Regions from separate parts of the Homo sapiens genome. Here regions 2 and 3 are each linked to region 1. The links are chromatin contacts, found by Hi-C or POLR2A ChIA-PET in ENCODE. All regions are on one chromosome and are shown on one strand. Each heading gives the region's core, a stretch centred on a gene start or an enhancer-like site at or near the end of the contact. The rest is flanking DNA. Distances are from core to core; before and after follow the strand shown.

Region 1 (3,181 bases), core at 427-2,926:
GCTTCTTGCCTTCCACTCCATCCTTTTGGATTCAACTTTCCACTTTCTAAAATATATCATTTAGTAATTGTTTTGCAAGGGTCTACAAACAGTAAACTCTTTAGTCATAGTTGTCTGAAAATTTCTTAATTTCTCAGTCAATTGTGGGTACTTTAGATATATAGAGAATTCAAGGTATACAGATTTTTTTTTCCTTTTTTCCTTTGGCACTTTTAAGATACTTTTTTGTTGTCTTCTTGCATTGCATTAGGGTGACCAACTTGTCTCAGTTTATGAAGACTTTCCTGATTTCAGCACTAAAAAGTCCGGAGACCTTGAAATCTTCTCAGTCTCAGGAAAACTAGAATTGTTGACCATCCCACCTTAAATGTTGCTGTTGATAAATCTGATAATTGTCTAATTTTTGTTTCTTGTAAATAATATGTATTTCTTTGTTGTTTTTACTTTTAATATTTTCTCTTTCATTTTAGCATTGCATTAAGTTGGTTGCCAGCATGCCGGGAACTGGGCAGAGGGAGGGGGCTAAAAGTGAGGGCATCTCCCTTTGCAGTATGTAAACTTTCTTTTAATTCTTCTGTTTTCAGCATGTGTCCTCAGTAGCGCCTGGCATCCACAAGTCCAGACTTGTCTGGTTTAACTTGCACTCTTCTGCCTGGTGAATTAGAAGTAGCCACTTGGCTACTTGGGTGTTAGAAGAGTATTTGGGGGATTTAATCTTACTTTTTAAAGATTTCCAACCAATTCTTCTTTGGTCTGCTGCTCTCCCTGTCTTTAGAGGTCCTGGTGCTCTTAATTACTTGACTTCCTGGGGTTCAGTAACTTGAATTACCTTGATTATTTTTCATTTCCTTTATTTTCCACCACTCTCTCTCTCACATCAACACCATAGGTTTGGATTTCTACTTTCTCCAGCTCAATAAATCAACTATCATTTATTGATCCTAGTTCTAGCTTCCAAAATTTTGTTGGCATTTATTGTCTTCTCTTCCATTGTCATGACCTTACATATTTAAGCCTTTAAAAAATTTTTCTTTACTTTCATTTTGGTCGGGTTTCAGAAGTAGAATAAGCGCTTGTGTTAAATCTGTCATGTTTTACCAAAATCTCAAGGACTATATATTTTTTTCTTTCTATAAGTTCCATTTAGATTTTGTAAAATCTCCACTTTTTTCTCTTAGGGTCTTATTTTCTTGGTATTTTCATAGGATATGTTTTGAATACTTTTAAATGTACTGATTTTATCATCTTTTTCTGGTTGCTCTTTCATCTCAAGTCATTGGGGGTGTAGCTGACCTTCTTTTTGTCTGTCTTTTGACATTCACTAATGATGGGTTGTGTGGGGCTTGGCTGCTTTTTGGTAATCCCATGTTATATATGTTATAGGAGTGTCCTTCGATAGTAGCTTTGTGTCCTGCACACATGGGAAGGACCTGCATGGACTAATTTCTAATGTTAATTTTTTGGCATGGGAATTCCTAGACTACGAGGGTTATATGATTCCAGTCCTTAGCTTGTGCGAGGTATAGAACCAGGGTTTTGATTTCTTAGTGACATATATGTTTTTTCACTGAGCGAAAGTCTTTCTGGCCTTCTCCCTGCTTCACTGAGGGGTGTCCCTTTGAGATTCTTGGTTTTACAGAGAGATTTTCAGTTTCAACTTTACCTCACATAGGCCTGAAGGAATTACCATCTACCTCTCCTTAGGAAGTGAAACTCAAGAGGATTATGGAGACTAATAAACATGCCTTGGACTATCACAGCATCTGCTCACATAATTACCACCCTAGTTTTCAGTTCCTGCTTTATTTCTGCACCTGGAGTTTACCCCCTTACTCCCACCAAGCTCAGACACACACTTTCATGGTTTTGCATTTTAAATGTCTGTGGAAGGAGGTCTCTATGTTTTCATGGCCTACTATCTTTCCACAATCCTGTTTCTTTGTTTTCTTCCAAAATACTGGTAGGTGGATGTAAAAAAATGCAAAGGCAGACAAAGAGCATGAGCAGCCACTCTAAATTGTCATAACTGAAACAAAAGAAGATGCCAGTTAGGTCCAAGATGGCAGCTTGGAAACATTGTTAGCATGCCTCTCTCACTTGGAAAGACAAAATAGTATGTAGACATTCATGCTGTGAACTTTTTTCCAGGAAGCAACACAGAAACTTAACAGGAAAACTGAAAGAAACCCCAGAACCTTTGAAAGAAGTGATGGGCTGCAACCTGCACTGTGAACCAGGCAGAAAATTGTTTAAGTCCCTAGAGTGGGAGAAGGGGATAAACTGCCTCTGGGATATATACTCCCACAGGGGAGCCAGGCAATCCAGGCCATGGGGGAAAGGCCTTAACCCTACTCAATGCTGCAGCTGACTTAGTGAGTGGTAGGGAGAAGATGAGGAGCGGCATCAGGACATGCTTTGCGTGCACTCTTAGACTCCAGTAGGGATGGAGGGAAGCCATTCCTGATCCTACTTCTCAGGGGACCTTGTGGAAGTCCGCCAGCTAACTCAGGCAGTGGTTATAGGTTGAGAGAAGCTCCCAACTGAGATTTGTAATATAATCTCAAGCAGGGATAAACTACCGTGGCCAGAACTGAGGGGTGAATGGGAAGTGGGCTGTAGCCAGGGGCACAGGAGGTGGGTGCTCCTGTTTCACGAGCAGACTGGGAACTGCATGGCTTGAAAGCCACGGTTTCTGTCTCCATGGGGAAGGCTTATGGCCTGGGGCAGATTTGAGTTCTGAGCACAGACTGCCCGGAACCTAGCTAGCTGCTGCTAGTGGAACACTGTGGTGTGAGACTTGCCTTGCCAAGTGCATGCCTGTTACTCCCCACTCCCTGGGTGGACATTTCTGTGCAGCAGAGGCAGCTGTGCTCCTCCCTGGAACATTACTCCAGTGGCTAGGGAACTGCCCTCCTATCCCCACTGGGACTGCTGCTTGCCCCACATGACTGGAGCCAGTGTGGACTTGCCTGACCTAGCTCCTATCTGACTTTGCCCCTCCACCGCTCCTGGTAGCATAACACAAGCGACAGAAGTTTTGGGAGCTTTATGCCCTGCCCATTGCCTGAGACACCAGAATGCTTCCCCTGGGTGATATAAGGCAAGCACATATTCCACTCCTGCCACCAGAGCTGGTGCTCTTTGGCAAGTGCCACCTCTTGGCTGGAGGCCAACTGACACA
Region 2 (3,181 bases), core at 411-2,910, 810 kb after region 1:
TTATTGCTAACCCAGAGAACGCTTCTAAGGCCTGACCCTACGTCAGATTTCAGCAAGAATTGACTCTCTAGGCCACCAGCTTCTCTTTGAACATTCTCTTCTCTTGATTTCAGTAATGTTTCGTTTTTCTGGCTTTCCTCGTACCTCTCAGCTTCTTTTCAGTCCACTTTTCAGGATATTCTCCCCTTTCCTTCCCCTAAATATCAGACTCAGGGCTCCAGCCTAGCTTTCCTCCTTTTCTCACTCTGCCTGCTCTCCCTGGATTTGCTGTGCTCATCCACGTCCGTATTGTCAAGTCCATCTCTTGCTGCAGCTCAGATCTTCCTCCTTAGCACCAGACCAACAGACACAGCTGCCTTCCAGACATGCTTTCATAAACATCACAATCACTATTTAAATTTAGCACAATCTAGATCTCAATTTATTAGAGAAAAATATGTTTTTTAGATAAATTTCTACCTTCGTGTCCATCCCCCACTATAAAATGAGATAAACTTTCATATATAAACACATCAAGGAAGTAAATACAATAGAAAATATTTTTCAAATTAAGAATTTGAAGTACATCTAAAAGTAGGTTTTTTTTGCAGAAGTGATCTTTCAACTGTAAATTTTATTAAAATACTTCCATATGACTGTTTAAATAACTTGTTATTTTGCATCATCATCTTAGAATGTGCCTTTTGGGATCGCTTCCACAAAGTCCATCTGAGTTTTTATAATGCATTACTGTCTGATATTGGTGAAGATAAATTAAAATTTTCTGCATTTAGGAAAGAATCTTTACATCCTCCATGACTAAAAACTTCAAACAAATCTGGGCAAATTAAATTGATTCTTACCATGGATAAGATGACTGCCTGGTTCCCCTCTCTAATGTTAATGATAATTTATAGTAGTTTCACTTCCTCAGAATTGGTGACTAGAAGAAAAACCCTTGTGTCAGAGCAGGGTCCATTGAATTTAGCATATAATAACTTCAATAGAAGATCATTACAATTAAGTATGATCAGAACAATTTTCCATAGTATAGGAATTGCCAACAGAGAGGGACAGGGATAGAAGAGAGAAAGGGTGAAATGACATTTTCAAAACAATGAACACAGGCCCCACAAGAGCAGGCATTCTTTGTGTTTTTTTTTAATGTGTTTCCCACAAGCCTACAGTAGTGCCTTGCCCATAGTAGGTGCTCAATAATTGTTGAATGAGGCAAGGCATGGTGGCTCATGCCTGTAATCCCAACACTTTGGGAGGCCGAGGCAGGTGGATCACTTGAAGCCAGGAGTCTGAGACCAGCCTGGCCAACATGGTGAAATGCTGTCTGTACTAAAAATACAAAAATTAGCCAGCCATGGTGGCACACACCTGTAATCCCAGCTACTCAGGAGGCTGAGGCACGAGAATTGCTGGGAGGCAGAGGTTGCAGTGATCTGATATCGCACCATTGCACTCCAGCCTAGGCAACAGAGTGAGACTGTCTAAACAAACAAAAAAATTGTTGAATCCAACTGTTACTTTTCATATGTTTTAACTGAAACATATTTACAGAGTAATATATCTTGTATTTTTTCATTCTCTGTGAAGTAGGAAGGAAAGATTTTATTGACTCAATTTACAGATGAGAAAATGAATAATTATGTGGCTTTCCCATGGTGACATAGCAGGTGAAAGAGCCATGACTCACTCCACTTTCCAAAGGGAAAGGAAATGTAGTGCTTTCTTTGCCTTTGCCTAGTCTTAGAGATTGCATTTTTGTTTGTTTTCTACTTTGGAGGCTAGGGTTGCAAGAGTAAACCTGTTACTAACTGGCTAGCTTGGGGTGAGTAGAACAATAAATGAATGATAAAAAATACTTTGTTAGGCCATAATGAACAGCAAAATTTCAGGTATCAAGGCTAAACAAGTATTAGTTCTGTGTACTTCACATTTTTTCCCTGAAATTTCTAGCTGTCCAAAGTCTGCTTTCTTTAAACTAGACTTCTAGACAAGGAATTGAGAAATTTTTCCTGTAAAGAGCCAGATAGTAAATATTTGGGGCTTTGTGAACCATATGGTCTCTGTTGCAACCACCCAACTCTGCTGTTGTAGCACAAAAACAGCCTGGATGATACATCAGCAAACGAATGTGGCTGTGCTCCAATAAAACTCTATTGCTGGATCCTGAAACTTAATTTTCATGTATCACAAAATTTTATTCTTCTTCTGACTTCTTTCAACCATTGTAAAACATGTAAACTATTCTTAACTCACGGATGGTGGGCTGGATTTGGTCCACGGGGCTGTCATGTGCCCACCCCTGCTAACCACCCCTTGAAGCAATATCATCCAAGCAAGCTGCTCTGAGCACAGTTCTGACAATATTATTTCTTTTTAAAAACTCTCAGTGGCTCCATGCAGGCTATGGAGTGAAGTATAAACTAGTTGACATGAACACAACCCTGTCCATGACCAAGGTCCAAGCTGCATTCTGAGCAATATCCTTCCTCACCTTCCAAGATCTAACTAACTTGGGCTCTCCCCGGAAAGGTCTGCTCTCCCCACCTCCACTCCTCGGCCTAGTCAGCTGTGTCCCCCTAAAATGCCTTCTCTACTCTCATCACTGTTTCTTCCTGCCGAAATTGTACCCTTCCTTCTACCTTCATCTCTGAGTCTTCCCTAACCACCCACCACCACCTTCCCAGCTAGACTTAACCTTTTCTTTGTAGTCTATCTTTTGCAATACATGTTAATTTTTTCTGGTATTTAATAGACTCTGCCCCTATTAATAATTGTGTATATGGTCTTCTGCCCTACAAAGTTATTAACTATTGAGGCCAGAACCTGTATGTTATATTTTGGTTGGGTTCCCTGGTAGATTTCCACACTAGGATTCAGTGGTAGGGTTCAATAAACATTTGGGGAATTTAAATGAATATCCCAGAAAGGATCAAAATGGAAGCACTTAAGTGTTTGAAAATCTATTTGCAATTTCAGAATAAGAAAATAAGTAACTTCACTATTTCATAGTGTCTTCAAGCTGTTGATAATAGGAGAGAAAGGAAATTTTTTTTTTTTACTAAATCGAGTTATTCTTCATTTTATGAAAAAAGATTAAATAAATTTACCTAAGCTTAATTAACTGTTATAATTGGCCACAAATGAAAGGCTCCAATTAGCTCTAAATTGAGTGATGGCAAAGGAA
Region 3 (3,181 bases), core at 476-2,975, 550 kb after region 1:
CAAATGGGCTAGTAAGAACAAAAGTAGAAGTGTCTCTTGTACAAAAAAGAGAAGACTTAGCTTAGAAAACCTAAACACACTTAAAAAAAATACCAGGAGGCTTTGATTTTTATGTTTTACTTTTGTGTTATGCATATATATCATCTGCCACCTAAAGTGATCAGGAAGGAGTCTGAAGAATGAAGATAATTTTTAAATAACAAATATTCCAATATTTGTTTATTCTGTGCCCAGGAGGCAGAGAGAACAACAAATGTGGTCCCTGTATTTTGTCTTCTCCATACTCTTTGCTCTGTGACTTCCTTTCTACTTCCTTATTTAGTCTGAATTTTAATATGTAGTATTCAAGTGGGCTCATAATGCTCATTTCCTTTCAATGAGATTTTCCAGTAAATATACTGACTCCACTGTTCACAGGAAATTACCCGGTTGGTGAGCACGTGTATAATTTTACCTCGATATATAACCCGGGGTATCTGCCTGTCTCCATGGCAGGATCCACCTCCTCTGCTGACAGGCTCTGTCTCTCTGTTTCTGCATTCATATTAAACACACAGAAGCAACATTTTACCTTTTAGAAGACATTAATTGAACAATTGATATGTAATTTTCCTTCTTGCAAAAATAGATTATAACTATTGTTTAGAATAGAAAACTAGCAGAAAAATTTTTGGAATTATAATAACATAGACACATTTTTAAATAGAGAAGACAAAACAGTCACAGAGAGAAGATAAGAGTAATTCCACAGAGTTTGCCTGGGAGGGGAATGGGTCTTGGAAGGAAGTCTTTAGAAGAAATATTGGTGCCAAAGAGACTGCTTAAAGAAAGGGCTCACCAAGGCTTAGAAATGAGAGAGAGCGAGCAAGAGAGAGAATACTCCACCCATCTGCAAGGAGGCAGATACTAACTTGCCCTGAGAATCAAGACAGCCTTGTTTGTACAGAATAAGCACAAGTACTTCTCATGTAAAGATATTTTCTAAGATGAATGTTTTAAAGGTAAAATGTTAAGATTGTATATGTCTCAACAGTTTCTAAACACAATTAAGCATGAAGTGATCACAAACTCATCAATTTATGCCCCTCTGTCATAATCATTATGAGCATCCCCTTTCACTCTAAAAAATGGCTCCGACTGCATAATAAATTATATGGTTGTGCTGATCAGGAGGAGCATTTGGAAACAGGACCTTTATTGAGTTGTTACGTCATAGAATTCTATCTTTGCCGTTAAAGATTTTGTAATCTCAAGCAGAAAACTCTGAAATAATATTCAGTGTAGAGGGAGGGTGAATGTTTCTGTCTTGTGTTAAAGAAATATGCAAGGGGTGGCCTCAAGTTCTCATTTCTGACTTCCTTTTCTGGTAATGCCGGCCGGAGCATCTCCAAGAAGTTTAATCTTCCTTTGTACAGGGTTAAGAAAGGAACAAAGGACAGGATTTTTCTAAACAATGATATGTGCAAGTCATTATTTAGAACATGACATATGTACAAACATATCTTTCACATGAGCAAGGCAAATACAACTCACTTGGATTTTCCTGCTAAACGTATACAATGGGCTGCCAAAAGTTTCAGTCTCAGGAAATTAGAAAAAACACCAAGGGAGGTCTCTGACCACTTGATTAAGTCTAGAACCTGCCACTAATAGAAAATTCAGTGGAGAGATTCTTATCTTTCTGTGGCTGTTGCAACAATGAGGAGACATATATGTAAATACTAATGTTGCTACCTAACCACAGCATTGAAACAGAATTCTTTCCTTATAGCCTTGGACTGCTTAGTCATCCTGAGAGAGTACCCCTCTCTCAAATGCTCCCTCTACAACAGTGAGACTGTGATGAGAACAATTGCAGTTCAACAATCTGTTGAAGGAGGGAGAAGCCAGGAGCTCCAATACTGACTGGTGTATGGATCTCCTTCAGTCTGATTCTTTCTTAGTTTCTTGCTAGTTCAGTGTCCCCTAGTGGTAACTGGCCTCATTAATGAACAAGCTGGTCACAGGAAATAGACTGGGAGACCTGTATAATCATGGTCTCTTTCATTTGTGTTTTATAATGAACACAAATTCTTAGGACCTACTAAGTGCCAGGTAGTACATCTTCTCATTAACTCTCTGAGTAGGAGATTAGCAACATCTAAAATAAGAAACAGAGGTTCTTATCTACAGAGATAAGAAAACGGAGGTTCAAGGAGCCTAGGTGGCATAGCCAAAGATTGGTATGTTGTAAGAGTCAGAGCCAGGATTTGAAACTAGGATGTTTGATCCTTAGTCCTAATGTTGTTGTTGTTGTATTTGTTGATTTTTAACTGTATTCTCATGTTTCATGAGTCCAAGATGACAGACATTTTCTAGACACAAATACAGCATAGTGGCAATTAGGAAAGGAGCCTCAAGATCACTGAATCTCTTCTGCCTCACCTTGGCTGCCTCTGACCTTTCTGACTTTGTGAGGGTTGGGAGGGCACAGGATAGAATGAACAAAGAACTGGCCTTATTTGGACACACCTGGGTTTACATCCTAGCCCCACCACTCCACCATTCACTCAATAAATATCTATGGAGTACCAACCATACTCTAGGCCCCAGAGACACAGTGATACAGAACCGAGAAAATATTCTTCATTGTATTTCTCTTTCTTTCTGATCCCCAGTTCTGTCAACTCTAAAATTGAGGTGGGTATACCACTGAATATTTTTGGAAGGTGAATATTAAAAGTTATCTAACATGTTATGAAAAGAAAGATAGCTGGTAATTGAGGGCAAAATAGTAATACTGATGGCCCAGTGCAAGGCAGCTTTTGCAAGCTGAAGACAACTGATTGGTCCAATATTCTTAGAACCCTCTTTTGAGCTGGCTGTCTTTAGATATAACGAAATCTGTGTACCATCACATATTTTACTTAGCCAAGTCCTGAATTCTGTTTGTGACATTAAAGGAATGATTTATCTCTTCATCCACTCCAAGCTACGGAGGTGACAGTTCATAATTGTGGAGTTGGGTGTCCAGTGTTGCCACAAAAACAATGGAAAAACTGATATGTTTCCCAGACAAAGGTTGGTGTCTAGATATTTGAGATGATGTCTTTTGAGGAATATATTTAAAAGACTGAATGGTAACATGTTTTTCGTGAGCAATATTTTATGTTATAGTGATGCTAATATAATATTTACTTAG

What was found. A loop is a pair of places that touch in the nucleus more often than their neighbours do. ChIA-PET counts read pairs that join two places held with the same protein, here RNA polymerase II (POLR2A). Pooled maps may share reads with other maps.
Region 2: a pooled map shows a loop between it and region 1 (2.2-fold over the local background). The contact joins two enhancer-like sites. A Hi-C loop is called at or near these places in 1 of 168 maps with a recorded cell type or tissue (esophagus muscularis mucosa) and 2 of 50 pooled maps. POLR2A ChIA-PET finds 5 or more read pairs at or near these places in 1 of 52 experiments (H1).
Region 3: a loop to region 1 is called in a map with no recorded cell type, with 2.6 times the contacts of the local background. The contact joins two enhancer-like sites. A Hi-C loop is called at or near these places in 1 of 37 single-sample maps with no recorded cell type and 2 of 50 pooled maps. POLR2A ChIA-PET finds 5 or more read pairs at or near these places in 1 of 52 experiments (H1).

Annotation. Positions count from the first base shown.
Region 1 is chr12:46,107,180-46,110,360 of GRCh38, forward strand. No RefSeq gene overlaps it. Among named protein-coding and RNA genes, the nearest start is that of SCAF11, 120 kb to the left of the region's middle. Within about 2 kb of position 1,677, at least 2 of the 41 ENCODE cell types and tissues checked have a DNase peak (open chromatin) inside an H3K27ac peak, as active enhancers do.
Region 2 is chr12:46,919,896-46,923,076 of GRCh38, forward strand. No RefSeq gene overlaps it. Among named protein-coding and RNA genes, the nearest start is that of SLC38A4, 95 kb to the left of the region's middle. Within about 2 kb of position 1,661, at least 3 of the 41 ENCODE cell types and tissues checked have a DNase peak (open chromatin) inside an H3K27ac peak, as active enhancers do.
Region 3 is chr12:46,659,611-46,662,791 of GRCh38, forward strand. No RefSeq gene overlaps it. Among named protein-coding and RNA genes, the nearest start is that of SLC38A4, 160 kb to the right of the region's middle. Within about 2 kb of position 1,726, at least 15 of the 41 ENCODE cell types and tissues checked have a DNase peak (open chromatin) inside an H3K27ac peak, as active enhancers do.